Regions from separate parts of the Homo sapiens genome. Here region 1 is linked to region 2. Evidence: chromatin loops called from intact Hi-C (ENCODE). Cell type or tissue: natural killer cell. All regions are shown on one strand. Links, peaks and the distances in the headings refer to the core of each region. The heading gives the core; the rest is flanking DNA. Region 1 holds the start of TANGO2 (transport and golgi organization 2 homolog). Region 2 overlaps COMT (catechol-O-methyltransferase).

Region 1 (14,938 bases), core at 5,803-8,302, 51 kb after region 2:
TGGTCTCAAACTCCTGACCTCAGGTGATCTGTCTGCCTGCCTCGGCCTCCCAAAGTGCTGGGATTACAGGTACGAGCCACCGTGACCAGCCCATCCTGGTTGTTTTGTTTGTTTTTGTTTTTTGGAGATAGAGTCTCGCTCTATCACCCAGGCTGGAGTGCAGTGGTGTGATCTTGGCTCACTGCAACCCTCACCTCCCCGGTTCAAGCGATTCTCCTGCCTCAGCCTCTTGAGTAGCTGGGACTACAGGCGCATGCCACCATGCCCGACTAATTTTTGTATTTTTAGTAGAGACAGGGTTTCACCATGTTGGCCAGGCTAGTGTCAAACTCCTGACCTCAGGTGATCCACCTGCCTTGGCCTCCCAAAGTGTTGGGATTACAGGCATGAGCCACTGCGCCCGGCCTCATTCTGGTCTTAATTGAAGCTGCTGACAAAAGAACAGACACCTCCCCATGACTAAGCCACCATCAGGGAAGTCCCCAGGACCCCCAAGGCCCAGCTGGTGCTCTGCAGTGCTGTCCCTGGACCCCCACCCTCCATTCCTGGCCCTGTCTACAGAATGGGCCCTGACTCCCTATCCCAGCTCTACCCTGTCACTCCCTCTGCCAGGGCCAGGCGGGGAGCACGACAGATGGGCTGGACAGAGGGTGGTGCCTGGCATCCGTGTGCAGAGCTCCCTGCTCCACCCAGAGACCGGGGATCCTGCTGCTCCTGCACCTTCTGTCCTTACTCAGGACAGCCTCATGCTCCCCCAGGCCAGACTCCTGGGGTGAAGGAGCACAGGGAACTCACCCTGAATCCCTGTGTAGCACAAACAGAAGGAGGGGTGCTACCCTACCCTCACAGAGCCACAGAGATGCAGAGGGCCCCGGGACTGGGGGGAGACTACAGGGCCACCTCTGGAGGGAGTGCCAGAGCAAACATGGGAGCCAAGCAGCCCAGATGTGGTGGGTGGGGAGACTCAAATTTAGCAGGATTGAGGGTCAGAACTTGTTCTCCCAGGAGGAACCTTGGTCAGAAGGTCCTTGTGTTTATGCTGAAAAGCCTGACAGGGCAGCTCAGCCAAGAGCTGGGCAGGGGCTGGCTTGGCTGTGCTCAACTACCCTCTCAGCTGGGACTTGAGTCCCTTAGCGAATGTTCTGTGCCCAGTCCTCTGCTGGGCGCTGGTGGACCCCAGAATGGGGGTAGGGTGGGGACAGGGGACAGCTGGGAGCAGACATTGCGGATAGGATGGGGCAAGACTGGGGGAAATGCCTTCCCAGACACGCTGCGGCTCACACTGTCGCCTGATCTAAGGCCTGGATCACCTGCTTAGGAGCTGACCGGCCACTGGCATGGCACACCGGGCAAGAGAGCGCTGACTGCCCCCCTGCATTCAGCACCATCCCAGCTCCAATAGAGTGAGTACAAGATAGGTAACACCTGCCTTGTTTGGACCAGACCTCTAAACACCGCCCAGATCCCAGAGTAAAGGCAGATAAGGCAGTAGTTAAGAAGTAGGAAGAAGTAAAGGCAGCTACCCCAGAGAAGCTAAGGTCGGGAGAGGTGGAGGCTCCCACTGCACCCCCCTGGCCCATACCATAGGGGAGGTTTCCCCCACAGCAGCCTGGGTACTCACCTGAGGTTATTAGACAGCAGCATTAAGAGCCTACTCTAAAAAATACCCACGGGGCACCTTTCTTTTCCTTATTTCTAAATATGCCTGGATGTAGGGAAAGGGAGCTGAAGTCCTTTAGTTCCATTTTAAGTATGTTACATTACACATAGCTAAGAAACGGTGAAATATTGTAAGCAGCCAATATTTAATTATTTAAAAATTAAAATAGGCTGGAGCTCTCAGGCCACCTGCCCAGGGCGACTCCCCAGCAAACCGAGCAGTCTCCCTCAGAGTGGAGATGACATGTCTCCGCACCGGCACCGAGGGGGCGCAGGGCGGCGTGGGGAGGGGGACCCAGGCCGGGGGTCCGGGTGGCGCGCCCTCTCTCACCCCCGAGGCGGCAGGAGCAGCGCGGCGCGAGGACACCTCCGGGCCGTCGGTGCCCCTGAGCTTCCCGGCGGCGCGCTGCCCCAGGAAAGTTCCCGGCCTGCCGCCCCTCGGGCTGTTGGAAAGTTTCGGCGGCTGCAGGGCCCTGGCAGCTAGGCGCCAAGCGTCGCGCGGGGCGGGCACGGCTGCGGGGTCGGGCCGCGCTCGGCTGGAGTGCTCAGTGCAAGACGCCCGGACGGGTAGGGTAGGGCCCCAAGGCCACGCACAAAGAGACCCGCCCCCGCCGGCCCGGGGTCTCGGACGCCGCAGAGCGCGCGGACAAGACGCGGGTGGGGCGGAGATTGGCTCCGACGTCCGGCCCAGACCCTCGCCCGGATCTCGACTCCAGGGATAGGACCCTGTCCGGACCGCTGCCCGGAATGCGTCCCATATCTGCAGCCCCGCCCCCAGTCCCGGCTCCGACCCGAGGCCCCAGCCCCGGGTCCCACACCCCGCCCACTGGCTCAGGCTTACCTGGAGCGCAGCGTGGGCGGCCCCGCAGCGCGGCCTCGGACCCCAGAAGGGCTTCCCCGGGTCCGTTGGCGCGCGGGGAGCGGCGTTCCCAGGGCGCGGCGCGGTGCGGCGCGGCGCGGGTCGCAGTCCACGCGGCCGCAACTCGGACCGGTGCGGGGGCCGCCCCCTCCCTCCAGGCCCAGCGCGCAACCCGAGACCCCGGGCCAGCCCTCCCGCCCTCACGCGGCCCGTGCGCAAAGCGGACCGGGCCGGCGACGCGAATCTCCGCCCCGCCCCATCTGACAGCAAATTTTCCCATTGGTCGAGAGACCCGGCGCGGCACGGCAACCGGCGCCGATTGGGCGGATGCGCGGAGATGACGGCTTGCCATTGGGCCTCCGGGATGTCAGTCCCGGCGGATGACCGGCCCCCTCGCGGAGGGGCCGCGGCCCCGCACCTGCCCGAACCTCTGCGGCGGCGGTGGCAGGGTACGCGGGACCGCTCCCTCCCAGCCGACTTACGAGAACATCCCCCGACCATCCAGCCCCGAGCAGGGACTGGCAGAGCCGGCGCCCCTTCCCCGGACTCTGGCCGCGTAGCCTCCGCCACCACTCCCAGTTCACAGGTATCCTTCTTCAGCGCCTGCTACTCGCTGCGCGCTGCGCGCCGCTCCCTCCTGTCGACATCGAATTGTATTCTTCACGCAAGCCGCGAGAGAGAGTTCTGCTGCTATCCCCATTTTACAGTTGGGAAACAGCCTCAGAGAGGTTCTCACTTGCTTGAACACAGTCGTCTGACCCTGGGGCCTGGGGGCTCTCTCATCCTCACGCCCCTGGGTCCCCGCAGCGGGGAGACGATGGAGGTAGGAGCTGCAGTATTTCCGAGGGCAGGAAGGGACCCCCTCGGTAAACCAGGGGCTCACCTCCCCCACCAGGCCTGGATGTAGAGACCTCTTGGGCTTGTCCCACCCTGCAGGCCCCCCATGGGGCCGCCCTTTCTTACCTCCTCCTGGCATTCTCACAGCCCCACAGCTCTGCGTCTGGGGAGGCAGAGTTGTGCGTTTATGCCCGCACCCCGTACTACTGTCCCATTTTCTTCACCCTACCTGGAGTCAGGAAGAAACGGTGCTTCACTGCCTGTTGAGATTCACGTAGGTTACATTTCCTTGCCAGATTAAGAGCACCTGACATGAGTGGGACCATGACCCTCCGCCAGCTCTGCGTAACCTTGTGGTGTAGGGGGGAACCAGCAGGGATGCTGCCCAGTGGGCTTTTCTAGGGGGAGGTCCTGAGATGACTTCTTAGCCAGTGACCCTGGCTCACGCATGCTGTCATCCTTTCCTGCCCTGGATGCACCTGGAGATGACCAGTTCCTCGGCTCATTGCATTCTCCAAGGCCGCCTGGGGAACCAAACTGCCCACAACCATGCTTATGAGTGGTGGAGGGGTGTGACCAGACACTCTTGTCTTATCCACCCATATTGGGAGTCCAGTGTGTTCATCCAATCATTCCTTGGCCAGGACAAAGAAAATGAAATGGCCCAAGGCAAGAACTCACTGCTGGGACCACCGCTGGGTCCATCTGTGTGCTGGCAGCATGGTGAATCGATCCCAGCTGCCTTTCAGAGCCAGGCAGCTACTATCAATCGATTGGAGCTGGCACTTGACGTGCCAATTGGCCTCCTGGCATAGGGTTGTTGCTTGCTGCTCTGGGAGGGCAGAATGAAGTAGCTGTCCCTAGAATAGGGGCCCTCACAAACCAGGTAGCTGTCATCCTGTGGAGCAGCACCATGGTGACATTCTGGCTCAGGTGCTGTGTAGCTGAGGGGTCGTTTCCTCCATTTAGGAGTAGACGTAATGAGTCCAGCTGTCCCCAGCCATCTCTTCAAGGCCATTGGACCCTGGTTCTGCTGGAGCCCCTCTTCTCACAGTTACCTCATAGTCCTGCACCACCCCCTCCCCACACTTGCAAGAGGGACTGGACAGACCTCTGTTGAAAGAGTGCAAAAGACAGAACCATACACCAAAATCTGTGCAAGTGAGACTACCTCTCCTCTCATCACCACCCCTACCACCCATAGGGTTGCAGAGACCTGTCTGCCCTCGGCAGGCAGGATCATTAGCTGAGGTCAGAGGATGTCGGGGCAGCACCAATTCAAACAGGACTCAGGACCGCTGTCCAGCAGTCGGCCCATTAGGCTGCAGCCAGGGGTCAGAAACACAACAAGGGAGGCTGGGCGCAGTGGCTCATGCCTGTAATCCCAGCACTTTGGGAGGCCAAGGCAGGCAAATCACCAGAGGTCAGGAGTTCGAGACCAGCCTGGCCAACATAGCAAAACCCCATCTCTACTAAAAGAATACAAAAAAAAGTAGCGGGGCATGGTGGTAGACGCCCATAGTCCCAGCTACTTGGGAGGCTGAGGCAGGAGATCGCTTGAACCTGGGAGGCGGAGGTTGCAGTGAGCTGAAATTGCACCACCGCACGGCAGCCTAGGAGACAGAGCGAGACTCCATCTCAAAAAAAAGGAAAAAAGAAAAAGATAAGAAAAACACAGCAAGGGAGACCACAGGGACCAGTAGCCCAGTGTTCTCCCTCTCTCATCCTCTCACCTAGCTCCATGCGGACAGCTGTGAGGCCCCCGGAGAAAGCCACAGAGAGAAAATGCTTTCAGCTGGGTGTCAAGAACTTTTCAAGAGTGGCAGCTGTTGAAATCAAAAGAGTGGCCACAGAAGGTAGTGAGCTTCCTATCTGAGTTTGTGTGCAATTAGAGGTTGGATGCCAGTGAGCCTGTTGCAGCCCCAAGATCCCAGGGCTTAGGTGCCCATCCTAGACCCATTTCATCTGCCGTCACCTGCTTCCTGGCATCGCATGTCATCCAGACTGGAGTGTCAGTGGTGACAAAGAAGATCAGAGTGTCTGCTCTGGCTCTGTCTAGCTGGGAAAAGTATGGCTGGGGGTGGGGATGGCCCAAGGCCACAAGGTATGACAGAACAGGATGCAAACCACCATCTGACATGTTACTGCATCCCTCTTTGTGGGCAAAGGGAAACCTTGGTCAACTCATGTCCAGCTTTGAGGTGCATGGCCTGGTGCTTTGGGGAAGCCCATTCTCCAGGTGCTGCCATGAACCCCAGGGCACAGTCCATCACCCCCAAGCCCCAGATCCCACTTGTCCACCACCACCACCTCTTGGCCCTATAGATTGCATAGGTTTGGCTGCTCAGAGGGAAATCACTGGTACCAGCCCCACATGATCCCACTGCTGGATGGTGGGAGAGACAACCATGTCTGGCTGGGTCTGCGGCCCGCTGGCCATGAGTCCCTGGGCATCTGGAGTCCTTGTAAAAGGTTCTGTTGGGTTCCAGGGGAAACACAGATAAGATAGCAAAAGTGTGGAGCACAACGGGCCCGCATGTAGGTCCAGGTTAGACTCTTGCCGTTGCTGATTACCAGCCAGGCTCTTCCCATCCCTGAGCCCCAGTTTTCTGCAGGGCATCAGGGCACCTAGGTCTTCAACACAGGTTGAAGCTAATGTGGCCTCTCTTGCTTGCCACCTTTTTCAACTTCAACTGAATGACATAACTGCTCCAAGTCTCAGTGTTTACATCTATAAAGTGGGATGAAAGAACTGCTGACCCAGACATTGGGTTTAGAGTGCTTTACACATTATCATTATCCCTAATGTCTTTGTCATCCATGTCATAGTTTTTTGAATGCTCACTTTGAGGCAGGGCCTGAGCCTCTGGGCTTTGACTCTCCACCTTTCTGCCACATAGGCCCAGGCACAGCCCAGAGGCTACAGGAGCAGCGGTCCCAGCTAATGCCTCTGTCCTGTTGGGAGGGCCCCAGTCAGTGCCCACCTGCTCACCCTGCACAAGTCAAGCTGGGCCAGCCCCTCGTCGCTGGGGCCTGGACCTGGATGTGAGCTCAAAGGCTACACTGGGGGGTGGAAGTGGGGGAGGTGGTGGGTGTGCAGGGTATAGTGCTCAAATGCCTAGTCCAGGGTCTGGGGGTACATACTGGGAATGGCAGGGACATCAGGGAGGAAAGAGCCGACCTGGAGGCCATAAAGTGAAGGAAGGGATGACCAAGAGGAAGATGGCCAGGTCCAGAGGTGGGGTTGAGTGAACAGGATGGGGAGACCAGGACGCAGTCTGAGGGGGCCAGTCCGGAAGTGAGCATTCCTGTACCTCTTCCGAGAGAGGCCGCAGGGTGAGCAGGTGACAGATGGTGTCCATGAGGGCATGGACTCAGGGGCGGCTGCGACCTCCCATGGCGTCCCTGCAGGCAGGGAGCCGCGGAGTCCCCGAAGGCCGCTGGATCAGGAAGCGCTCAGACGCCCGCGCAGCCCGAAGCTTTGGCGCAGCCCCGGGGGCGGGGCGCCAGGAGGTGGCAGCCTCCGAGCGACAGCGCGCCCAGCCAACGGGACGCCGGCATGCGGCGCGCCGCCCCGCCCCTCGCTGCGCGGCCCAATGGTGAACGCGCCGGCTTCGGGCTGGGCGGTACTGGGCTGGCTGCGGTGGCGCGCGGGCGCGGCACCCGGAAGTCGGCGGCGGTGGCGGAGGCGGTGAGTGCGCGGCTCCGGGGCTGGCCGACTCCGCTAGTGGCCCGGCCGGCCTGGGCTCGGGGGCTCCGGGCTCTGGGCTCTGGGTGCGCGGACCGGGCCAGGCTGCTTGAAGGTGGGTGGGCTGGCCGCACTTCCTCACCCTGCCTCAGTTTCCCCTTTCTGAGGTATGGTATAGAATCAGGCGGCTGGGTCAGGGGCAACCACGTCGATCCCGGCCGACGAAAATGCCCCGCGCGTTACTGGAAGGTGTTTTTGATAATCCCCGCTGGCACGGGATGCGAGGGACTCTGGCAGGTGGGACCAGACTCGCTGCGGGGAGGCTGAGATCGGCAGGGTTGGGAGCTGCGTGGTCCCTGCAGGGTGTGTGGGCTGCTCGGCCTTGGCCAGCATCAGGGACAGCTCTGGCGCCCGGTCACTCTGCCCCCTACCCGCGGCCTGCTGCGGGCCAGCAGGGTGACAGCTAATGTGGGTGTGAGTAGATAGTAAGTGCTGGGTCATCCCTGCGCCTGGATGCGGCCTTCCTGGGGAGGTTTGGGTAGTTAGATCCCCCACCCCCAACTCCAGAGCGTCAGAGGTAGGGGCTGGCAGGGCTGCACTCAGGGCAGTCCTTGCCCCACCGCTGGGCTTTGTAGCAGCCTGGGCTTTGCCCGTTTTCCTCTAGGAAGTGGGCACAGAGGGCTGTTTGCTGAGACCCCCACCTTCCCTGCCCCTAGCACCTCTCCTGTGCTCCCTTGGCTTCCTGCTGGACCACAAGCTTTAGAGTGAACCGTCTGCCCTTGGACAAGTCCCTGGGCCTCAGGCCCCCTTCCTCTTCAGGAATGTCACATGCCCTGCCCTGGCCAGGCCTGTTTGCACTGTCGTGTGGCTCTAGACCTGCTGACCACTGTTTTGCTGCCACTCTGGGCACAGTGCCCTCTTCCATGAGGCAGATGTGACGGCAGCTATAAGGGGGTAGCTGAGTAGCTCTTTGGAAGGCTTTCTCACGCTAGCTCATTTGCCTCTGGGCAGCCTTTTGGGGCAAGCATTCATTGATCCAGTCCTGCTCATACAAGGAAAACTCAGGCTAAGGTGGCAGATCGTGTTCCCAAGGTCATTCAGAGCCAGGGCCTGCTCCCAGTGCCTCTACTACTCCTGGGCCACTCTCTTAGGAGTGTCCCTGTGTCTGTGTCCTGCGTCTGTGTTGGGTGGGCTGGGAGCAGCTGGAGAGGGTGACCATGTTGTTAGATGGACACAGCAGAGCCTCTGTTCCCACAGGATCCTAGTGCTCTGGTGGTCCAGGGTAGGGTGCCCTGGTGCCCCCACCCCCTTTGACCCCTACACAGCTTTGTGTTACTTGCATGTCCTCAGACTGCAGGCCCCTCAGACCAAGCCCCTGCCTGCTGTGATGTGTGGTGGCCATAGCCCTTCCCTGAGCTAAGGTGACCAGCTGTCAGCTCTTCCTGGGCTGCCCAGCCTCTTGTGCTTCCTTGGTCTTCACTTGTGGGCTGTCATTCTGATTACGTTTTGCAGTGTGTGGAATCACGTGCAGTGTCCTGGGAACTTGATCCTGTGCCCGGCTTCTGCGCCAGACGGCGAACTTGGAGGGCACCCCGGTGCCCACCCAAGGGTGCTGCTTCTGAAAACACCCACAGGGATATGAGGGGCTTCTCAGGGACCCCAGAAGGGGTCTGGAGAGAAATGGCCCGGGATAGGGAGGCTGGGAAGACTTCTCGAAGTAGGGCCATGCTTGTCATTGACACTCCAGATGCATGAGAAGCAGGGCCCATCCTTTGGTGACGTGTCAGTCAGCACATGGCAGCAGCATGGCAGAGCCTGGCCTTTGTTGGCCCCTACCATAGGGCTTGGGCTGTCTTGAAAACAAGCCTATCCCTACCATGAGGATGGGCTCCGTGAAAACAAGGTCACCCCAGAAAGACTGAGCTGCTTTTTGAGGTTATCACAGCTTTTTCCCCTTTTTCTCTCAACTTCCCTTTTAGACTGCAAAAATAGTTTATGCATGCTTAAAGATAAAAAAGGCTGGCCTCCTTCTCCCAGCGGCTGCTCCCCTGGTGCACTTGCTGACATTTGGGGGTACATCCATTGAGATCTTCAGTGCCATGCTAACTTGAAACTTGAAGTGCTTGCCTTCATCCTCTTTGCGGGCATGGTAGGAGTGCCCCCCTTTTTTTTTGTTTTTACTAACCACTCAGGCCGCAGGGGCCGCTGCGAGGCTGGCCTGTCCCTGGCTTGTGAGGAAGCTGAGTGTTCCTCCCAGGAGGGCCTGAGGATGGGGCCACCCTGTGTCCAGAGCTTGCTGTCTGCTCACGATGCCTCTTGTTTGTGCTATTCCTTGGAACTGGGAAGAGACAGTGATCCTCTGGTGTGAGGCTGAAGAAATGCCCCGGAAGCATTGTGAAGATCTGAGGAGAGAGTACCACTGTAGAAAATGTGTCATGATAGGCCAAGCACGGTGGCTCACGCCTGTAATCCCAGCAGTTTGGGAGGCCGAGGCGGGTGGATCACGAGGCCAGGAGATCGAGACCATCCTGGCTAACACGGTGAAACCCCGTCTCTACTAAAAATACAAAAAAATTAGCCGGACGTGGTGGTGGCAGGCACCTGTAGTCCCAGCTACTCGGGAGGCTGAGGCAGGAGAATGGCGTGAACCCAGGAGGCAGAGCTTGCAGTGAGCCGGGATCGTGCCACTGCACTCCAGCCTGGGCAACAGAGCGAAACTCCATCTCAAAAAAAAAAAAAGAAAATGTGTCATAATAAAATGCCATTTAGGCCCGGCACGGTGGCTCACACCTATAATCCCAGCACTTTGGGAGGCCGAGACAGGTGGATCACCTGAGGTCAGGAGTTCGAGATCAGCCTGGCCAACATAGTGAAACCCCGTCCCTACTAAAAACAAAATACAAAAATTTGCTGGGCATGGTGGCAGGTGCCTGTAATCCCAACTACTCGAAAGGCTGAGGCAGGAGAATTGCTTGAACCCAGGAGGCGAACGTTGCAGTGAGAGAGGTCACCCTCTCCAGCTGCCCCCAGCCCACCCAACAGGACCATTGCACTCCAGCCTGGGCGACAAGAGCAAAACTCCATCTAAAAATAAAAATAAAAAATGCCATTTAATAGCCAGAGAGTGTAAACTGGTGAGCTCTTGCTGCGGAGATAGGAGGGAGCAGGGCATTGCAGTGGACTGGAGACTCAGAGGGTTTCCTGACGTCAGGACTTTCTTCGCCCAGGCCCCGTGAACAGCGACACTGTGTTCCCACGTGTGTTTACCTCCTCTGCTGACAGCCACCGGGAGCCCGCGTCACATGTCTGTGTCTGCCTTTGAAAAGAGCAACTCGTGCTTTCAAGCTCTGCCCCTGGGGGCTGCCACCGCTGATGGAGTGGGGATTACAAGGGATGGGGATTGGGCGCCCGGCTGCTCAGCCCTGCAGCACCAGCCCTTGTGGCCATTGAGGCCATTAAATGGGGGCAGCAGACTGTAGGGCTTAGTCACCCTCTGTTCAGGGACTCACCATGTGCAGCCCCAATAGGAGCCCGACTTGATGGCTACCCTCCCAAGTGTCTAGGTCCCCTTGACCCTGTGGTACTAATAGCTTGCCATTCCTCTGTCACCACTGCTTTCTGCTTAGCACACATCCCCTCTGCCCATGTGCTATGCTTGCCTTTTCGCTTGCCAAAGGGAAGTGGTTCCGCCAAAAGCGTGTGTCCCATCCCCTCTGGCCCCCAGGGTCTCCAGGTGTGGTGTTGCTGCGACAGCCCAGCTACACCCCGTCCTATGCAGAGCTGTCTTGCACCAGGGCTGATTGGGTCTTCTCTTGCTTTCTGTGAACAAGTGACTCTTGGGTTCTTGCCCTTCCTTCCCTCTCTTCCCTGCCCATAGAAATGTCCCAGCCCTGGCAGGGAAGGAGGGCAGGATCTGTACATTTTCTTTTTTTTTGCGTTTTGAGACAGAGTCTTGCTTTGTCACCTCAAAAGGCTGAGGCAGGAGAATCGCTTGAATACCGGAGGCAGAGGTTGCAGTGACCTGAGATCGTGCCACTGCAACCTCTGCCTCTCAGGTTCAATGCGATTCTCCTGCCTCAGCCTCCTGAGTAGCTGGGATTACAGGCGTGCATCACCACGCCCTGCTAATTTTTGTGTTTTTAGTAGAGACGGGGTTTCACCATTTTAGCCAGGCTGGTCTTGAACTCCTGACCTCAGGTGATCCACCCACCTCGGCCTCCCAAAGTGTTGGGATTACAGGTGTGAGCCACTGTGCCTGGCCAGTGCACTTTCTTTTGAGGGTAGACATTACTGTTCCCCGCCGGGAAGCATGCTTACTGGGTGTGCACGCTTTCAGTGTCTGGCGTGACAGATTGTACAAAGTGAACCCAGCCACACAGCTACCGTCCATATCACACCACCACCAGCACCCAGATATCTCCCTCGTGTCCCCCAGTGGCTGCCTAGACCAGGTGGCCCTGCCCTGCCTCCTGTCCCCATGGGCAGATGTTGCTTATCTCTGGCCTCTGCATGAAAGACCAAGCAGAGTGCTATCTTCTGGCTGAGACCTCCCTGCTGCCTCATCACCATGGAAAGGCACAGGCTGGCTTCTTTTCCAGGTTATGGACTTTCTTACTGTGTCACTTTGTGGACTTGGGCACCTGCAGAGTGCCTGGCATGGTGAGCAGGAGTTGGGGCATGGCGTGATCTAGGCAGGGTTTGGAAGGTTCTTTGAATAGCCAAGGGGGACAGTCTGGAGGGTGCCCTCCAGACACCTGAGAATGCATTGAAGCTAGGGTGACTACTGCAGCATCAGAGGCCTGGTGACACATTTAAGGCCTCAAGGGGCCCATGTGACTAGAAGTCCAGGATGTGGCTGAGGTGGGCCAGACTGGATGGCCAGCGGCCACCTAAGGACAATTGGCTGTGCGTTTGGGAAGCATGGGTGGTCCCCACCTCACAGCAGTCGCACAGGCAGACAGTGGGCAGATCCAAGAGCTTCACCAAGGCTGGGCGGGGTGGCTCACGCCTATAATCCCAGCATTTTGGGAGGCTGAGGCGGGGGGATCATGAGGTCAGGAGTTCAAGACCAGCCTGACCAACATGGTGAAAACCTGTCTTTACTAAAAATACAAAAATTAGCCAGGCATGGTGGCACGCACCTGTAATGACAGTTACTTGGGAGGCTGAGGCAGGAGAATTGCTTGAACCCAGCAGGTGGAGGTTGTAGTGAGCTGAGATCGCGCCGTTGAACTCCAGCCTGGGCGACATAGCGAGACTTCGTCTCAAAAAAAAAAAAAAAGAGCTTCACCACTGTGCAACCATACAAGGTAGATAAGAAAAAGGAGTTCTCATTTTGGGACAGGGAGGGCCTTTAGCAGGACGGGACATGACTGCTGTACAGTAATGATGGGAAAATCCCATGTAATATAAGGCTATTTCTACTAGACAGCATCACAGGCAGAGCTGAAAGGCAGGGGATGGCTAGGGAGAAAACAGTTGCAGGCCTGGGACAGGCACATGGTTGCCCACATCACACCAGCTGCACTACGGGTCAGTGAGACAAAGGCCTAGCAGTCAGTACCCATGTTGGTGAATTGTTGGCAAGAACATACAGGAGGTCACAAGTTGCCCAGCCAGTGGGGGATGCCCATAAAACCCTGGCGGGAACATTTCCCACACTGCATACACCCTGGAGGCAGGTGAGTGGCAACAGGTTCTGGTGCTAGACGTTAGCGGGGACTTGGCCAAGTCTGTTTATCTGAAAGCGTCACCCATGGATGGAGCAATTCCACCTCTTGCGTCTATCCTAGGAATGTCCTCAGCTGCTCTCCCACTGTTGTAAAGAAATACCTGGGACTGGGTCATTTATTAAAAAAAGAGGTTTAATTGGCTCTCGGTTCTGCAAGGTGCACAGGAAGCATGATCCTGGCATTTGCTCAGCTTCTGGGGAGGCCTCAGGAAACTTACAATCATGGCAGAAGGAAAAGCAGGAGCCAGCACTTCACACGGCTGGAGCAGGAGGAAGAGAGAGATGGGGGAGGTGCCACACACTTAAAACCAGATCTCGTGAGAACTCTATCACTGTACAGCACCGGGGGGGATGGTGTTAAACTTTCATGAGAATTCTGCCCCCATGATCCAATCGCCTCCCACCAGGTCCTGCCTCCAACACTGGGAATTAAATTCAACGTGAGATTTGGTGGGGACACAGATCCAAGCCAAATCAGCCCATGTGCAGAGCATGTGCTAGGGATGGTCGCTTGATGGGACGAAGACACCAGCCACAGCTGAGAGGCAGAGCAGCGGGAAAGCTGGGCAGTGGTGAACCAGTGGGGACATGGCTCTGGTGGAGACAGACCTCATGGCCAATCAGGGAGAACGGAGCAATGGGACCCTAGCGTGTTAACCCCACAGCATACATGTGTCTGCTCACATGTGTGTGCAAGCAGGTTAAGAACACTCTGGCGCCACAGGCAGCCCTTGGCTGAGGCTTTTTTTCCTTTTTTTTTTGAGACTCAGAGTCTTGCCTTGTCACCCAGGCTGGAGTGCAGTGGTGCTATCATAGCTCACTGCAGCCTCAAACTCCTGGGCTCGAGCAATCCTTCTGCCTCAGCCTCCTGAGTAGCTGGGACTACAGATGCATGTCACCATGCTCGGCTAATTTTATTTTATTATTATTTATTTTATTTTACTTTACTTTTTTGAAACGGAGTCTCGCGCTGTCACCCAGGCTGGAGTGAAGTGGCACAATCTCGGTTCACGGCGCCCTCCGGCTCCTGGGTTCAAGTGATCCTCCTGCCTCAGCCTCCTGAGTAGCTGGGATTACAGGCCTGCACTACCATGCCTGGCTAATTTTTGTATTTTTAGTAGAGACCGGGTTTCACCGTGTTGGCCAGGCTGGTCTTGAATTCCTGACCTCAAATGATCTGCCCGCCTCAGCCTCCCAAAGTGCAGGGATTACAGCCATGAGCCACTGCACCCTACCTTATTTTATTATATTATTAGTATTATATTGAGACAGAGTCTCCCTCTGTTGCTGTGTTGCGGAAGTGCAGTGACATGATCATAATTCACTGCAGCCTTGATCTTCTAGGCTCAAGCCATCCTCCTACCTCAGCCTCCCAAGTAGTTGGGACCACAGGCATATGCCACTGCACCTGGCTAATTGTTTTTATTTGCTTTTTGTAGACAGGGACTTGCTGTGTTTCACAGGCTGGACTTAAACTCCTGGCCTCAAACAATCCTCCTGCTTTAGCCTCCCAAAGTGCTGGGATGACAGACATGAGCCCTGAAGGGATGGGGCTTTGGCCCGTTAAATGTCACTGGAAATGTTTCCCTCCAGAATGTGCTCCTGGGTGACCTGAGCGATGGTATTAACAACTATGGGTCCCACCAGCCTCCAGAGCTGCCAGTCGTGGCTACAGGAGACTCAGCCTTAGGCTGGGGCACAGAGAGGCTGAATAGAGGGTGAATGAACAGGCAGCGTATGGGAGGGACCAGCGTTTCTTGGTATTATACAAAAGCTAGTGGAGGTGGTGCTGGTTGGTGTGGGGTGGGCGACTGGCACGGTCAGATGCCTGATGCCTGTTGGCCTCCTCAGAAGGGGAGGCTGGCAGTAGTGGGTTCTGGGACATGCAGGAGGGTGGCCTGGATTTGCCCTGCAGCACTGAGGTCTGCCTGTTCCCCACTGGGTCCTCCATTTGAGGCCCTGTCAGCATGGCCCTCGTCCCCCTTGCTTCTTTTCCCCATGGGCCTCTGCAAGGTTACTGCCCACCCTCCACCCCACCTACCTGCCTGTGGTGGGCACTGAGAGCCAGGGAAGCAGATCCTCACTGCCAGGCAGCAGGCCATGTGCGCATCCATCAGGGTGCCAGACCTTGTCCCCACGCAGCCCTGGCTGGGGTCACTGCTGC
Region 2 (14,938 bases), core at 1,019-3,518:
CAACCCCTCTCCTTGGGTGCCTCTCCCTCATAGGCCTGAGTTCCTGGCACTGGGTGTTGAGGGCCCCATTGTTTCCACTCACCCAGCTAGCATTTATTGAGCACCTACTGTGTGCCACATGCTGTTCTAAGGGATGGATACTCCTGAGATGGATACAGGAGTTGATGAGAGAAAGGTCCCTGTCCTCACGGGGCCCATGTTCTGAAGGTGGCACCCAAGTCTTGTACAGTCCTTTCCTGCAGGAGTCACGCTGGGCAGAAAGTGGAAACCTGGCCCCAGGGGCTAGGCACAGGCGTGGTGCCGTGGCCTAGTGAGGAGCACCCATCCTGGTTTGGGGCAGGTTCTCTGGGCACCTCTGACCCTCACCTCCCCCACCCCCCGGTCTGTTTGCAGGAATGTGGCCTGCTGCGGAAGGGGACAGTGCTACTGGCTGACAACGTGATCTGCCCAGGTGCGCCAGACTTCCTAGCACACGTGCGCGGGAGCAGCTGCTTTGAGTGCACACACTACCAATCGTTCCTGGAATACAGGGAGGTGGTGGACGGCCTGGAGAAGGCCATCTACAAGGGCCCAGGCAGCGAAGCAGGGCCCTGACTGCCCCCCCGGCCCCCCTCTCGGGCTCTCTCACCCAGCCTGGTACTGAAGGTGCCAGACGTGCTCCTGCTGACCTTCTGCGGCTCCGGGCTGTGTCCTAAATGCAAAGCACACCTCGGCCGAGGCCTGCGCCCTGACATGCTAACCTCTCTGAACTGCAACACTGGATTGTTCTTTTTTAAGACTCAATCATGACTTCTTTACTAACACTGGCTAGCTATATTATCTTATATACTAATATCATGTTTTAAAAATATAAAATAGAAATTAAGAATCTAAATATTTAGATATAACTCGACTTAGTACATCCTTCTCAACTGCCATTCCCCTGCTGCCCTTGACTTGGGCACCAAACATTCAAAGCTCCCCTTGACGGACGCTAACGCTAAGGGCGGGGCCCCTAGCTGGCTGGGTTCTGGGTGGCACGCCTGGCCCACTGGCCTCCCAGCCACAGTGGTGCAGAGGTCAGCCCTCCTGCAGCTAGGCCAGGGGCACCTGTTAGCCCCATGGGGACGACTGCCGGCCTGGGAAACGAAGAGGAGTCAGCCAGCATTCACACCTTTCTGACCAAGCAGGCGCTGGGGACAGGTGGACCCCGCAGCAGCACCAGCCCCTCTGGGCCCCATGTGGCACAGAGTGGAAGCATCTCCTTCCCTACTCCCCACTGGGCCTTGCTTACAGAAGAGGCAATGGCTCAGACCAGCTCCCGCATCCCTGTAGTTGCCTCCCTGGCCCATGAGTGAGGATGCAGTGCTGGTTTCTGCCCACCTACACCTAGAGCTGTCCCCATCTCCTCCAAGGGGTCAGACTGCTAGCCACCTCAGAGGCTCCAAGGGCCCAGTTCCCAGGCCCAGGACAGGAATCAACCCTGTGCTAGCTGAGTTCACCTGCACCGAGACCAGCCCCTAGCCAAGATTCTACTCCTGGGCTCAAGGCCTGGCTAGCCCCCAGCCAGCCCACTCCTATGGATAGACAGACCAGTGAGCCCAAGTGGACAAGTTTGGGGCCACCCAGGGACCAGAAACAGAGCCTCTGCAGGACACAGCAGATGGGCACCTGGGACCACCTCCACCCAGGGCCCTGCCCCAGACGCGCAGAGGCCCGACACAAGGGAGAAGCCAGCCACTTGTGCCAGACCTGAGTGGCAGAAAGCAAAAAGTTCCTTTGCTGCTTTAATTTTTAAATTTTCTTACAAAAATTTAGGTGTTTACCAATAGTCTTATTTTGGCTTATTTTTAATGCTTTTTCTCAGTGTTTTTCTTCTGTTTCTGAGTCACGAACAGCAGGCACTGAAAGCAGTCCCCCAGCCACTGCCGAAGGTCAGTCCCGGAGGTGCTGCCCAGGCTCCAGGCAGATGCGGCAGCCCCGGCCCCAGCCAGCATGGGCTGGAGAAAGGCTCTCTACTGCACAGGGGCCTCACGTGACTGCAGGGCTCTGGGGAGGTGGGGCACCTGTAGCCTGACCCCCACCTTGCTGCTTCCAAAGCTTCCTTGCCCAGGGCTGGGCCTTGTGGGGCACCCCCCACACCGTGGTCTGCCTGCCTGCAGGGTGCCCAGGGAGACCCTCCGCCTTTAGAAGTCCAAGTTCTTTCCCAGCCCCCTCCCTGCCTAGCTGCCTGCCCCTGGCGCCAGACCTGGCCCGCACCACTGGGGCACTGTGTTCCCAGGGGCACCCTCCTATCCCACCAGCCCCAAAGCCCAGCCAGGCACCCTTCCCTGCCACCTCCCTGGGCCCTGCCCCAGCAGCCCAGTCGGCCTCCTCGGGCCTTCTGTCACTCGCTCACACACAGCACCATGTCAGTAAACAGCTAACTCAGGCCTAGGGAGTTAGGTAGGATGGGGGGAGTGGGGTGGGGGGGCAGGAGGGTGTCCCCAAAGTCAGGCTTGGCTGGGGCGAGGCGCTGCCAACCCCTGCCGCCAGGGGGCTCCAAGCTCCACGGCACGATCTGCTCAGGGTGGCCCTTCTTCCACGATCCAAGCCCTAAGAACAAGAGGCTGGGCCTGGGCCCTGCAGAGGGAAAGGGGATGGTGGACGCTGCAGCCACTGAGTGGCACAGGACCACGTGTAACCTCAGGGCAGGGCAGCCAACTCCACAGGCTACATGGATGGAGATGTGGATAGAAGCATCTGCCCTGGGTGGTGTGGGCTGACCCCAAGGGTCTTGGCACCAGGGCTGATCCTGACTTGCTGGTCCCCGAAGGGCGTTGGAGGGTATGGTGCCCATCCCTACTCTGGTCCCATTTCCTCAGGCCCCTGATCCCACAGTGCCTGGGACAGGGCTGTGGGCCCAGGGAGCACCCTCCCTCTCTGACCTCTGCCTGGTCTTTCCGGGAATGGGCCACTGGGCTGCTGGACTGGAGGCCAAAGTCCTGCGGGGAACGTGCGGGAAGAGCAGAGCGTGCAGGCAGCGGAGACTAACAAGAAGCCCTGGCCCAGAGGGCAGGAACAGGTGGACGAACAACCAGATGAGAGAACGTACCAGGCATGCAAGCTAGACCCAGGAATCAACGGGCTGAGGCTTAGCGTCCCCTACGGCGTCCACCAGCCTGACCGCGGGCCTGCTGGGCCCGGGGGGAGGGGCCTTCCTGCTGGGGTCGAGCTGCAGCGCACGGGTGGGCATTAGAGGCACAATAGAGCAGGTTAGTTAGAGCTCCTGGGGGGACAGGGCAGGGGCAGGGCCGAGGCTGGCGATGTAAGGGTTGGCCTGCCAGGACAGCACAGGTAGCACCAAGGGCGCAGGGAGCCGGAAACGTGTGGCTCACACGGGCCCAGGGCGGGCACGTGCACACACACAGGCCTGCACAGGAAGCCAGGGGATTGGCACACAGCAGGCAGCAGGTCCTGCCATCGCTGGTGGACCCTGGTGGGCTCTCACACGCACATGCACAGAAGGGTGCACACACACTAGCTCACAGGCTCTGGCCCATGCAGGGTGTGGCCGGGCAGTGTTGTCCCCAGTGGGTGGGAGCTGCAAACTTGTCAGTACCCACAGACTGACTGGCGTGAAGGGGCTGCTTCCTGGGCTTGGCCCCACAACCCAGCTGTACCCCAGGGCCCAGACCAGACCCAGCATGGCCTAGGCTGCTCTCCAGCAACCCCTAGACACGGGGCCTCACCGGGGACCTGCCCACAGCCACATGACCACTTACTTTCAAGGGTTCCTTCTCAGAGGCCTCTCCTGCAGAGCTGGCGCCCCGTGGCCTCCGCTCCCTCCGGTCCACCGTGGAGTATCCGTCTGTAGATGGGGTAAGGTGGGGCATGAGGGGCGCTCTGAGGGAGGCCCTGTAGGAGCAGATCTCCCTCTCAGCCCAGACACAGGGGACTCGTGGGACAGGGGCTTTGGGAGACAGCCCCCACCCACCCTGTCCTGGAGATCCAGGCTGGTGCCAGCTCTCACCAACACCCTGCCAACTCTCCAGACTCCCCTCCACTTGTGGGTCAGAGCCCCTGGCTGAGCACTAATCCCTCTCTAGCTGCCCTGTACCTCACCCTCTAAGCACCCCTAAACCAAATATCTCTCCTCCACCCAGCACCATCTACACCCCATAAAACCAGCAGGCCCACTTCAGGCCTTGGTCCCCTCCCGGCACAGAAAACCAACCACACTGCATCTGCACTCACCTGGGCCCAGCGCATCCATGGGGATCACATCCCGGCTGCCAGTTTTCTCGCCCTCTGCAAGGCAGGAGGAGGAGACGGGCTGCATGTGGCAGCCAGGGGGGATCGGGGCAGAGAAGCCCACACAGGGCTGGCCCAGGTAGCCCTAGAGGCTCTCTGTCACTAAGGTGCCCAACCTCTGCCAGCTGGCAGCCTCACCCCAGCTTGACAACAGCGCGGATGCTGTGGGAAGGGAGTAGCCAAGAGGCAGAGGGCAGGGAAAGTGGCCTATGGAAGCCGTCTCAGTGGGAGGCCTGACTCCTCCTTCACCTTCACCCAAGGGTCAGGCAACTGGGGCAGCTGGGGTCGCCACCCTCTAGGCTCCCTAAGCTCCACCACTCACCAAGGCTCTTGTCCACCAGTGGCAGCGTGCTGTCATCGAAGCCCCCAGGACTCAGTGCTCCCTTAGGCCCCTTGGCAGTAGCAGCAGCTGACTGAGACATAAAACACAGACACAGGGTGGGTGAAGCACATGGAGTGGGAATAAGGCAAAGTGAGCAGGGAATGGAAGGAAGGCCAGGGAAGCCGCACCTGGAAGCGCGCCTTGGTCCAACCATCTTTCTGCAAGGTACCACGCAGCTCCTTGTAGCTCCACACTGTCTGCAGCACGTGTGACGCCGCCTTCGCTTCGCGTACCGATTGGCTGTGGGGCCGGGGGCGGGGTCAGTGGTGGCCCCTCCCCCACCTCCGCGGCTCCCCAAGCCACCGACCCCGCCCCTCCACACCTGGAGGCCACGAGAGCCACCAACGCTGGCACCCCGCGTGCCTGCAGGAGCGAGCGCGCGTTATCCAGGCTGTCGGACACGATTTCGTGGATGGTGTTGAGCACCGCCACCACGGTGTCTTCCTCCAGGCAGGCCCCCGGTCGCGGCGGAGCCTGTGCATTGCGCACATTCCGCACAAGCTCAGCCATGGCGTAGCTCCCTGAGGGGCAGGACTAGGTGTCAGAACACACCTCTGCCCCACCTCTCCAGGAAGGAGCAGGGATCCCGCGAGGGCGAGGGGCACTGCCAGGAGAGCCCCTGGAGACCGCCTGTGTGCAGGCGGTCACAGGAGCCCCTGTGAGCAGGGCGCTGAGCTTCAGAGACAGGGCCGGGGGGACTGGAGCTACCTCCAGTTGGGACAGCGCCCAAGCGAGAGGGCCGGGGCCTGGACTCCCAAACCACTCATCCTCCAAGCCCCTCCGATGGGACCCCAAAGCTGCAGGCACAGTTCGGTGCCCAGGCGTGGGCTTTGCAGGCGTCCTCACCGATGAGGTCTTTGTTGCGCCGGTCCAGCGAGAGGTTGCGCAGAGCGATGGCGACGGCGCGCACCACCTTGTCGGTCTCAGACTGCAGCAGTTCCACAAGCACCGGCAGCCCGCGCTCTTTGCGCACTGTGGCGCGGATGTACGTGGCCCACTGCGGAGGCGGGGAGAGGGTTGCTCAGACATACATGCCAGGCACTCTCCCACCTCCAGACGCTGACCGCTCTCTCCAGCTGGACCTTCCTGCTCCCGTGCCCGACAAAGCCCTACCCCAAAAGCTCAACGGCACCTCCACCGAGGTTTTCCCACCGTCCAGGGTGCACGCATTGCCCGCAGCCCATACACCTCTTGGATCCTGGGGTGGTGGTGTGGCCCCTCCTTTCCCCGCCAGCCGAGGCAGGAGCTGCACCAGTGAGGTGCCTGGGATTCCCTCTCTCAGGACTTGCCCACCCTGCCCGACCTGGTCCCTCACCATCCAGTTGCCGGCACTGAGGTTCTGCAGAGCGCCGGCGGCAGCCTCCAGGGTGTTGAAGTTCCGGCTCTCCGTGAGGAGGGAGAGGTAGAGACGTACCACCTCGGGCTGGTACAGCAGCTCAAAGCCTAGGTGCAGGGCAACCGCCACCCACGGTCACCCAGAATCTGCTCTCATCCATCATACCCCTCCCGCTTCCCGCTTCAGAGCTCCCAGGGCGTGGGTGAGCTGGGGCCAGGGATGGGTGTGGATGAGTCACGTAATATTTACTATCAACATATAGTCACCCAAGGGGAAAAGCGTTCCCATTTCACAGAGGAACAAACTGAGGCTCAAATCAGTTGGACCTGCCTGGCAGCAGGAGCATCCAGGAGGCCTGGGGTGGGGAGGGAGGTGTCAACCAGGAACGCTCTCCTAGCAACAAGACCCGCATTTCCCGGTAGGTCCCTGAAGCTATGCATCCTGGCCACGCCCCTGGTAATAGGGCCCACCCTCCCTGGCAACAAGACCAGCATTGGCCAGTAACTGAGAGTTGTATAACCAAGGCCACACCCCTAGCAAGAGGACCTGCTTTCACCAGTAACTGAAGCTGTGCAGAGAGCTACGCCCCCTAGCAACAGGGCCCACCCTCCCCCACTGACAATAGAGCCCACCCTCTGTAAGTCAACTGATGCAGTGCAACCAGGGCAGCTGCCCTAGCAACAGGAGGCACTCTTCCTGGCAACCACTCCAAGTTCCCGGGCAACTGAGGCGCCGTCCTGCTGCTCTGCCCAGTGCTCCAGAAATGAGGGGTCAAAACAGCCTTCCAAGCTTGCCTGTCTCCAAACTGGGGCTTCAGCCTGGCTTGGGTACTACCTCGATCTCCCCTGTACCCACCCAGTGACATTTCATCACACCCTCGCCAGTCCTCATGCCCCATGCTCCCTCTACTCCTGCCCTGCTGGGCTTTCTGCTCCAACACACTCCAAGCACACTCCCCGCTGGGGTATCTGCATCAGCCCTGCTCTGCCTGTAATACTCCCCCACAGCCCTCCTGCGGCTGGAGCCCTCCACCCTGGTGACATGCAGGCTCTTCCAACTGGCTAGGCCCCACCAGGACAGACCTCTCTCTCAAGCCAGATCCCAGCATACAGCCCAATAGGCACTGCCCTGTCCCTGCAGGTGTTCGTCTGGCCCAGCCTCTGAACCTGGATGTGAGCATGCCCGCCTGGCTCCCAGCCCCCTCAGATAACTCAGCTTTGTGGCTAACACAGGAGGCCCTGCCTCCACTGGAGGCGTCCCTCCAAACCTTCCCACCTCTTACGCACCGTGAGGCCGAGCAAGCCCTCGGCCTCTCTGTGCCTGTCTCCCCCAACCTTGCCTGACATGACCCATGGCACTTCCTCCCATTCTAAACCCTCAGCAGGTGTCCTGGTGCTGAATCACCCTCCAGGAAATCCTGCACCTAGGGGCCTGTTTCCCCATCTGTTCCCTGAGGCCCTCCAGGCCTGCTTGATGGCTCAAAGCTTCACTACCAGGGCAATCCTGAGCCCAGACATCCCCCAGTGGAGCTGGCTTCATCTCAGCCCACTCACCTTTGGCGGCCTCAGTTCGCTTGGGCAGGTCTAGCGTGTCAAAGTTCCGGTCCATCTCACCATCCTTCTTTCCTGGAAGGGAAAGGTGGTGGGAGGTGAGGCAGACCCCATATGGGGAATGGGTGTATCAGGAGAGTTGGGCACAGTTCTCTCCTACCCAGGCCCCAAAAGGCACCCCCATGTCCAGGCCTGGGCACCTGTGGGAGTGGAGCACCGTTGTCAGAGTTTGGGCAGACAGTTTAGCCTAGGGGTAGGAGTTGGTGGCAGTGGGGCCTGGGGATGTCCCAGCCCTGCCCCTAGGACTCATCTCCCACCAGGTGCTGGGAGCTGTACCACAGACCCTCCCGGTGGCTCCCTTGCAACTGCCAGGTATGTAGACTGAGGGAAGCCAGGAGCCCTGGCTGGATGGTAGGTGGATACAAGCCAAGAAACTGAAGGCTGACCAGGACAAGACTCACTTGGGTCACACAGTAAGGCAGAACTAGGGGGAAACTCCCCCAGCTGGGGTCAGGACATTGTCCCAGGATCTACTAGCCAGGAGAAACCCCACAGCAGCCCACCTAACATTTGTGTAGCCCTGGCTTGCACACGTCTGTGACAGTGAGCCCACTGTCAACCACTCTCCCCATGTCAGATGATGCTTCTACCCCTTCAGAAGGCAGCAGAGTGGAGCCAGATGACCTGGGGTCCCTGCCCTGCTCACCCTCATGGGACCCTTGTATCCCTCCGAGCCACATGATGCCCCATTCTATCAGAGAAACAGACTGCTCCTTGGTGCCCCTAGAGATAAGTACCCCCGGGCCCTGCCCACTCTTGGCTCTGCCCAACTCTGCCCAGGTAGGCAAGTCTGAGGTTACAGAATGAGCCCCGTGGCCTTCCCACCTGCCACTGTCATAAAGATGGCAGCCCGAGTGATGAAGCCAGGGGTGGGGCAGGGCCCTGGGGCTGGAACGTGCTCGCCTCTTCCCAGGTACCCACTGCACACGCCAGGCCTGGAGAGCAGGATAAAAAGGGACTCACCTTGGTGGAACCACTCCTCTGGGAGGCCGGAGGAAGCAGAGGAGAGAGGAGAGGAGCCTGAACAGGCAGCACTCATCACCCCCCCATGCCCTCCCGGAAGCCTCAGGTTCCCACTGCACACCCTGGATCAAGCAGGCAGCATGTGGAACCTCATCCCATCACTTCTGGGCACTGAGCACCCACCAGGGGTACAAGAAGAGGGAGGCCTGGGGTCAGTGGGGCAGGGGCAGGTGGCGTACAGGTCCCCCACAGCTGCTGGGGAGGTCCTGGGAACCTACACCCTGCTAGTGCAGTAGAGAAGGTGTGCAGGGCATCTTGCCCAGGCAGATGGGGGGCTGCCCCACAGGTTGGTGGCAGTCTACAGCTATTCTGTGAACAGTGAGCAGGCAGCAGCCATGGCTCCTTCCCAACTCATGGGCAAGTGGAACTCTCCCCGGAGTAGAAAGACTGGGTCTGGGCATTGGTTGGTTTCCCTTGTGTACTCCCTGGGGGTCCCACAGTGTAGATGGGGAAGGTTGGACCTGGGTCCCATCAACCATGTGACCCAGGGCAGTCCAGCCTCCTTGACTCCTGGCTTCCCTGCCTGCCTGTTGGGGGCTGACCAGGTGTCCTCTAGCCTCCATGATGGGCTGCTGTGGGTGTACAGAGAGCCTTCCGCTGGGGCAGGAGTTGAGATGGTAGAGATGATACCCCAGTCCGCCCCACCCACCTTTGGCCTTCTTGCCTCCAAAGCAGCTGGCATCATCCCGCCTCCGGCGCTGGGAGCCTACAGCACTGCCCAGGGGCCCGGGCTCGGCCTCCTGGTACCTGTCGGCCCCGGGCACCTCCTTGTGCACGTGGTAGGACAGGTTCCGCATGATGCACACGCAGTTCTCCACCGACTGCAGGGAGAGGTGAGTGGGTGGGGCAGGGCACCCTAGGCACAGGGCTGGCCCTCAGGAAAGACTGGCCACAGCTGGTGTGCATGAGGGCACCGGGAGCAAAGGAACAGGGAGTCCTCAGTGGAGGGGAGCAAAAGGGCGGTAACCGCCAGGAAGGGTCCATGGGAGGAAGCCTCTGCCCTCACGGCACACCTTCTGCCTGCAGGACGGTGCCCACTTCAGTGTGGTCACTGCGAGGCGGGCCACACCCAGAACGCCACCCCAGACCCACAAGCCCATTCCCCTGTGCTGCTCCCACAGTTCCAGCCTCCTGGGACCTGCATGATCGTCTCTCCAGCCCTTGGTATGAGGCTGTGACCGTCCCTGCCCACCTTGTTGTCAGTGTCCTTCCGGCCCACAGCCGACTGCAGGGCATGCAGGAGCGCGTCCACCAGCCCTTCACACTCCCGGAGTCGCCGCCGGGCCTCAGCACCATCGGAGCTCACATTCCTGTGTGGCCAAGAGCAGGCCAGGTGACCCCTGGCTACCAGAAACTCCCTGGCTCCACCCTGGCCTTGTGGGCTTGTCTTCATCTGCAAAATAGGCCCTGCTGCTGCCCTCCTAGCACTAATGGGAAAGGACCCCACAGTCTGGAGCTCAGTGAAGGGGGAGAAGCTAACTGCCCCCAGGCCTCAGGAGGGGAGCCCTGGCAGACAACTATCTTGGCTGGGGATAGCTGGGCAGGGAAAGACAGGGTTTCCCTGCCTCCCAGCTGACCTGGAAAGGGACAGGTGCACTCTCAGAGAGACCTGAACCTGTGCAAGGGCAATTCTGGGTCCCTCGCCACCCCAATGGCAGCTCTGGGCCCCACCTTACCCCAAGGTCAAGAGCCTGCAGGGCTGCGCGGGAACACCCTGATGGACAAGCAGGACTGTGGGGACCCAGGACTCTGTGGGGTCAGCAGGGCCTCCCAGGGGTAGGAGGGGAAGGGCAGAGGTCACAGGTGGCTGGGATGAGCCTCCCAGGCAGATGAACAGGAAGGTCCCAGCTCCCCCTCTGGCTGTCAAGTGATGGGAAGGTAGGTGAGAGCTGGGCAGGGCTACGGTACCACAGAGACCCCTCCAGAGGGTGCCCCTGGGAAGACTGGGACACCACTTGGGGGTGAGGACAGCTCCATCAGGCCCCACTTCTCATCCACAGGACTTGTGCCACAGCTCTGAAGCTCCTAAGCTCTGGCGCTCCTAAGCTCGCCGCCATCTTCCACACTATCTGGGACCACGAGGACGGGGCCTGGTGTGCATGTGGGCTTTAGCACCAGGTCTGGTCCACACCTCAGGCAGCCCGACGTGTTCTTGAAGACAGTTGTCCACTCGGCGTCCCGTGGCTTGGAGTCCTCGTTGGGCTCACGCTCCCATCCTGAGTGGGGCACGATCACCTCGTGGGTCAGCGTCTGCAGGCCATGGTCAATGATGACCATCTTCAGGGGCTCATAGGATGACAGGTTCCACAGGGTGCCTGTGGGGTGCGATTGGCCAATCTGTGCTGACCATATGCACCGCCTGCCTACCTCCCCAGGTGGCCACGCTCAGGACCTGTCCCACTCTCCTCATGTCCCAGCTCATGCAGAACAGTAGGAAGTAACAAAAGCCGTGAGTGGTTCCGGGGGACACCCAGTACTGGTTTCCAGCTAGGAAGGAGCCCCAAAGGGGAGGAGGTGCAGAGGAGGGTGTGGCAGTGCTGTCCCGTCCCACCCATTCCCTGCCATGTGGCAGGTGGCACTAACACTCCTGAGGCCACAGGGCCTCACAGAGACACGGTGACCCTACCTGTCCCTCAGCTCTCACAAGGCACAAGCCCCACCACTGCACGGTTGGGGTGGGAACCAAGGAGGTGGGTCCCAGGAGAGTTTCTGTGGGGGCAGGAGGTGTGAAGGCAGGAGGTGAGGGGACATGCCCGAGGGGCGCAGCGTCAGCCTCCCTGCTATGGTAGAGACTGGGGAACCTGTCACAGTGTCTGGGCCTGATGCCTGGCTCCTGGGGCAAGCGTCTCAGCAGCTGCACTCCTGCCTACCGGGTGCTTTCCCAGGCGGTCGCAGGCCGAGTGGCCTCGTTCCTCCCGGGTTGAGCCTCACACTCTTCTCTTCCCAGGGGATGTGAGCATGGCCAGGTCCCACTCACCAGTGACAAGCTCACGGACCTCGTTGTCCCGGGCAGCCCTCAGCAGGCGCACCAGGGCAGGCACACCACCGCAGTCCCGGATGGCGGCCTTGTTGTCAGTGTCGCGGCCATAGGAGAGGTTGCGCAGTGCCCCACAGGCCCGGCGCCGCACCTCAGCCCGCGGGTGGTCCAGCAGTGCCACAAGCAGCGGCAGCCCCCGCAACTGCCGTACACGCCGCTTGACACCCTCGTTCTCAAAGCACAGATGCTGCAGGTAGGCGGCCGCATTGGCCTTCACGGGGTCCACGGGGTGCCGCAGCATGGCCAGCACCTCAGGCAGCTCAGGGTCCCGCCAGCGCGGCTCCTTGCGGGCGCTATCCACTGAGGGCGAGCGCCGCACCAGCCGGTCCAGGCTGCCCATGCTGCCCCGTTCAGGCTGGGCCAGGGGCGCCGTCACCATTGGGAACGCAGGCCGCTCGTCCGCCAGCTCGCCGCCATCATCTGCTGTGTCCTCGTAGGCCCTGCACAGGCAAGTGGGGCGCGTGGACATCGTCACAGCAGCCGCCAGCCCTGCCTCTGAGCTGCCCCATCACACCTTCTTCAGGACTGCAAACTCACCCAGCAGCGCTGGGCTGAGAGCACCTGTATCTTGGCCCGGAGCATGGTGGGGACACAGAGAGTCATGCACCAGCCCAGTGAGAACCAATTCAGAGCCAAATGCCAAACCCCAGCCAGCGGCTACCAGGACCCAGGCAACCCTCCCAGGACAGCAAACTCACTCACTGCTGTCACCGGGCAGTTTCCCAATCCCGAGCAAAACAAGTTTCTGTGAGACATCTGCTATGGCTGCTGGAGAGACCGTCTCACCTCCCTTCCACAAAACCACCCCATCTTCCATGAGGCCCATCTCTGGCTGTGCCAGGATGTAGGGGGAGTAAATGGCCCTCTCCGCATGAAGCCATCCCAGTAGGACCACCTGAGGAGTATTCAGGCCACCAGCCCCTTGGGGCACAAGATCTCCTTAGCTCTCAGTAGCCCTGTGGGTTGCTGTCATCAAACCGCCTGCCCTGAGGCTAGGAGTGACGGTCAGGTGACTTGGCCAGGGTCACACAACAAAATCCTGACCCGGGCTGTGGTCACATCCCCACTCCAGAGATGCAGAAACTGAGGGCAATGGGGACAGAACCAGGGGCTGTGACAAGGGCCAGGGCTCTGGGTTCTGGTTACCCAGAGTGTGGCTGGAGCAAGGCCAGTGGCCGGCACTCTTCCCAGCTTTCCTGGGCCCTGGGCCTGCAGGACAGTGCCCAGCCGAACTCCTACCACCCCAGGGTCCACCTTTCTTCTGTCCCTGACGAGAGCCAAGGCCAATTCAAACTAACATGCATGACTAACTCAACTGCGCCACTTGACAAGTGGGGCACTCTGTAGTTGGGGGGTGGAGGGCAGACTTCCCAGAGGAGGTAGCCACAGGGGACGGGGTGCAGCTCACCTGGTATGAAGGCCCCGCCCACACTCAGGCCTCCTCCTTGTGGCCGTGCCATAGTCAGGCTCCAGCTCAGGGCCACCCTCGTCATCAGCGGCCAGGCTGCGCGTGTCATCCTCCAAGCCATACGGCTCTGCCTGGAAGCGCTCGGGCAGGGAGCGGCCACCTGGTGGCCCAGGCTCAGGACCCACCGGGAAGGCTTCCCGGTGGCCAGGCAGTGTGAAGCAGCCATCACCAGGGCCTGGGCCAAGGGGGCCAGCACGTGGGGGCCGCATGCCCAGCCCTCGGGACAGGCTGCCATAGCTGGGGCTGTCCCGGGGCTCGGGGCCTTCGGGAAAGCCACCCCCACTGCTGAGGTAGGCTCGAGAGAGTGTGGCCACTGGGCCACCACCACGCAGCAGGAAATGCCGGTCCAGGGCACCATCTGCAAAAGGGCCTAGTGGGGGGCCGCCATCCAGCAGGGGGAGTCCATCTGGGCCCACGGGCACCTGGCGTACTGTCCGAGTGGTCACCGTCTTGACAGTCTTGGTGACCTGGTGGATGGATAGGCAGGTAGGTGGGGTAGCACGAGAGGCCTAGAAACTGCTTTGCTGGGGTCTGGCTGGCCTTAATTTCCCACTCGAGCAATGAGAGGCCCCACGTGGCAAGCTTCCATGTCCACTCTGCAGGTGGGACAGCTGCAGCAGCCTGGCCCTGCTCACCCACCCACTGCCTGGGCCTGGCCATACCTTGGTCTCGGTGCGCCGGGTTGTGCCATCTTCGGATGTGACAATAGACACATGGGAAGTGGGTGTGCCGGGGTCCTCCTCCACCGTCACGGTCTCCTCCAGCACATCAGGTGCCTCCGGCATCGTGGCCAGTGAGGCCTGGCTGCCTGGGCTCTGCTCCTGGGGCAAGGAGGGACATTGGTGGGCAGGCCTGCTGCTCAGTCACCCCTGGAGTGCAGGTCTCCACACACAGCAGCTCTGCCTCAGCTCATGCTGGCCAGCACACCAGGGTGCCTTCCTCCTGGTCCTGAACCCACCCACCCCAAGGCCTGTTTCGGCCCAAGCTGACAAGGACAGCAATAAGTTCTTGCCCTCTGAACATCGAGGTGCTAACCCTGCCCCGGCACCCCATCCTGGGGGGACCCTGGGGCTGGACCCCCATCTCAGGTCTCCTCAGGCTGAGTTGGCAGATAAGGACATAGACCCTGGGGGGTGAAGTCTTCAGGGCCCTCCCCAAGCTGCATGGCCTGGCTGCCACAGGCTCCTCCAGGCCCCAGGAGGTGCCAGTGAGACCTGCAGCATGCCTTCCTGATGTCAACCACCACCCCTAGCTGGGACATCATGGTGTCCTGGGGCCTCCTCCCTCACCTGCCCCAGACACCTTGAGTATAGAAGCCTTGTGGGGGCTGTTTCAGCACTGCCTACTGACTCCTGTGGCCACACTAAGGTTCCCGCCACCAACGCCAGCCAGACGCCCTCAAGGGACAGAAATACGCAGTTCCCAGAACACCCCATGCACCTGCAGCACCAGTATGTCCTTATTCCTTCCAGCCCAGACATTCTTGAGTGTTGTGTAGGCACAGGTTTGCCCTACCTCGGGCCAGTGGCTGGCGCCCCCAGTGACTGAGACTCTGGGCATCATATCAGAGACCAGACACAGTAGATTTGAGCCTATGGGTGCCCTTGCCACCATTCTGCATGGGGTGACGACACTGGAATTCTAGGCAAGACAACTCTGGACTGAGACTTTTCTATCCACATGCCTACTGACTGGACTTGCCAGTGGGGAAACTGAGGCTCAAAGAGGATAGGCTGGCCCACATCAGAGCCAGGCCCAACCCCTGCCGCGCTGAGTGGCTTGAGGACCTAAGACTCACAGCCTGCCCCGG

What was found. Peaks named below come from ENCODE experiments on the same cell type or tissue, not always from the same donor. Only the 100,000 strongest peaks of a DNase experiment are listed, where the experiment ranks them.
Region 1: it touches region 2 in a loop (7-fold over the local background); 101 of 110 quality-filtered maps call a loop at or near these places.

Annotation. Positions count from the first base shown.
Region 1 is chr22:20,014,089-20,029,026 of GRCh38, forward strand. TANGO2 (transport and golgi organization 2 homolog) reads left to right here and starts at 7,022. Exons shown (of 9, transcript NM_152906.7): 1 at 7,022-7,158. ARVCF (ARVCF delta catenin family member) reads right to left here and starts at 2,735. Exons shown (of 20, transcript NM_001670.3): 1 at 2,501-2,735. RefSeq lists silencers at 2,627-3,026, 6,785-7,174 and enhancers at 7,775-7,824, 9,143-9,282. In natural killer cell, for the core only: no CTCF peak of the experiment used is centred there; a DNase peak (open chromatin) is centred at 6,923; H3K4me3 peaks cover 1,687 bases; H3K27ac peaks cover 986 bases.
Region 2 is chr22:19,968,143-19,983,080 of GRCh38, forward strand. COMT (catechol-O-methyltransferase) reads left to right here. Exons shown (of 6, transcript NM_000754.4): 6 at 394-1,833. The coding sequence ends at 594. It overlaps ARVCF (ARVCF delta catenin family member), which reads right to left. Exons shown (of 20, transcript NM_001670.3): 4 at 13,791-13,949; 5 at 13,069-13,595; 6 at 11,601-12,100; 7 at 10,755-10,938; 8 at 9,816-9,933; 9 at 9,273-9,444; 10 at 8,564-8,581; 11 at 7,544-7,615; 12 at 5,970-6,097; 13 at 5,501-5,651; 14 at 4,977-5,175; 15 at 4,783-4,894; 16 at 4,595-4,685; 17 at 4,216-4,269; 3 more. The coding sequence ends at 3,086. Among named protein-coding and RNA genes, the nearest start is that of MIR4761, 12 kb to the left of the region's middle. RefSeq lists an enhancer at 14,653-14,938. In natural killer cell, for the core only: a CTCF peak has its summit at 2,533 (motif pointing right); DNase peaks (open chromatin) are centred at 2,519 and 3,379; H3K4me3 peaks cover 23 bases; H3K27ac peaks cover 810 bases.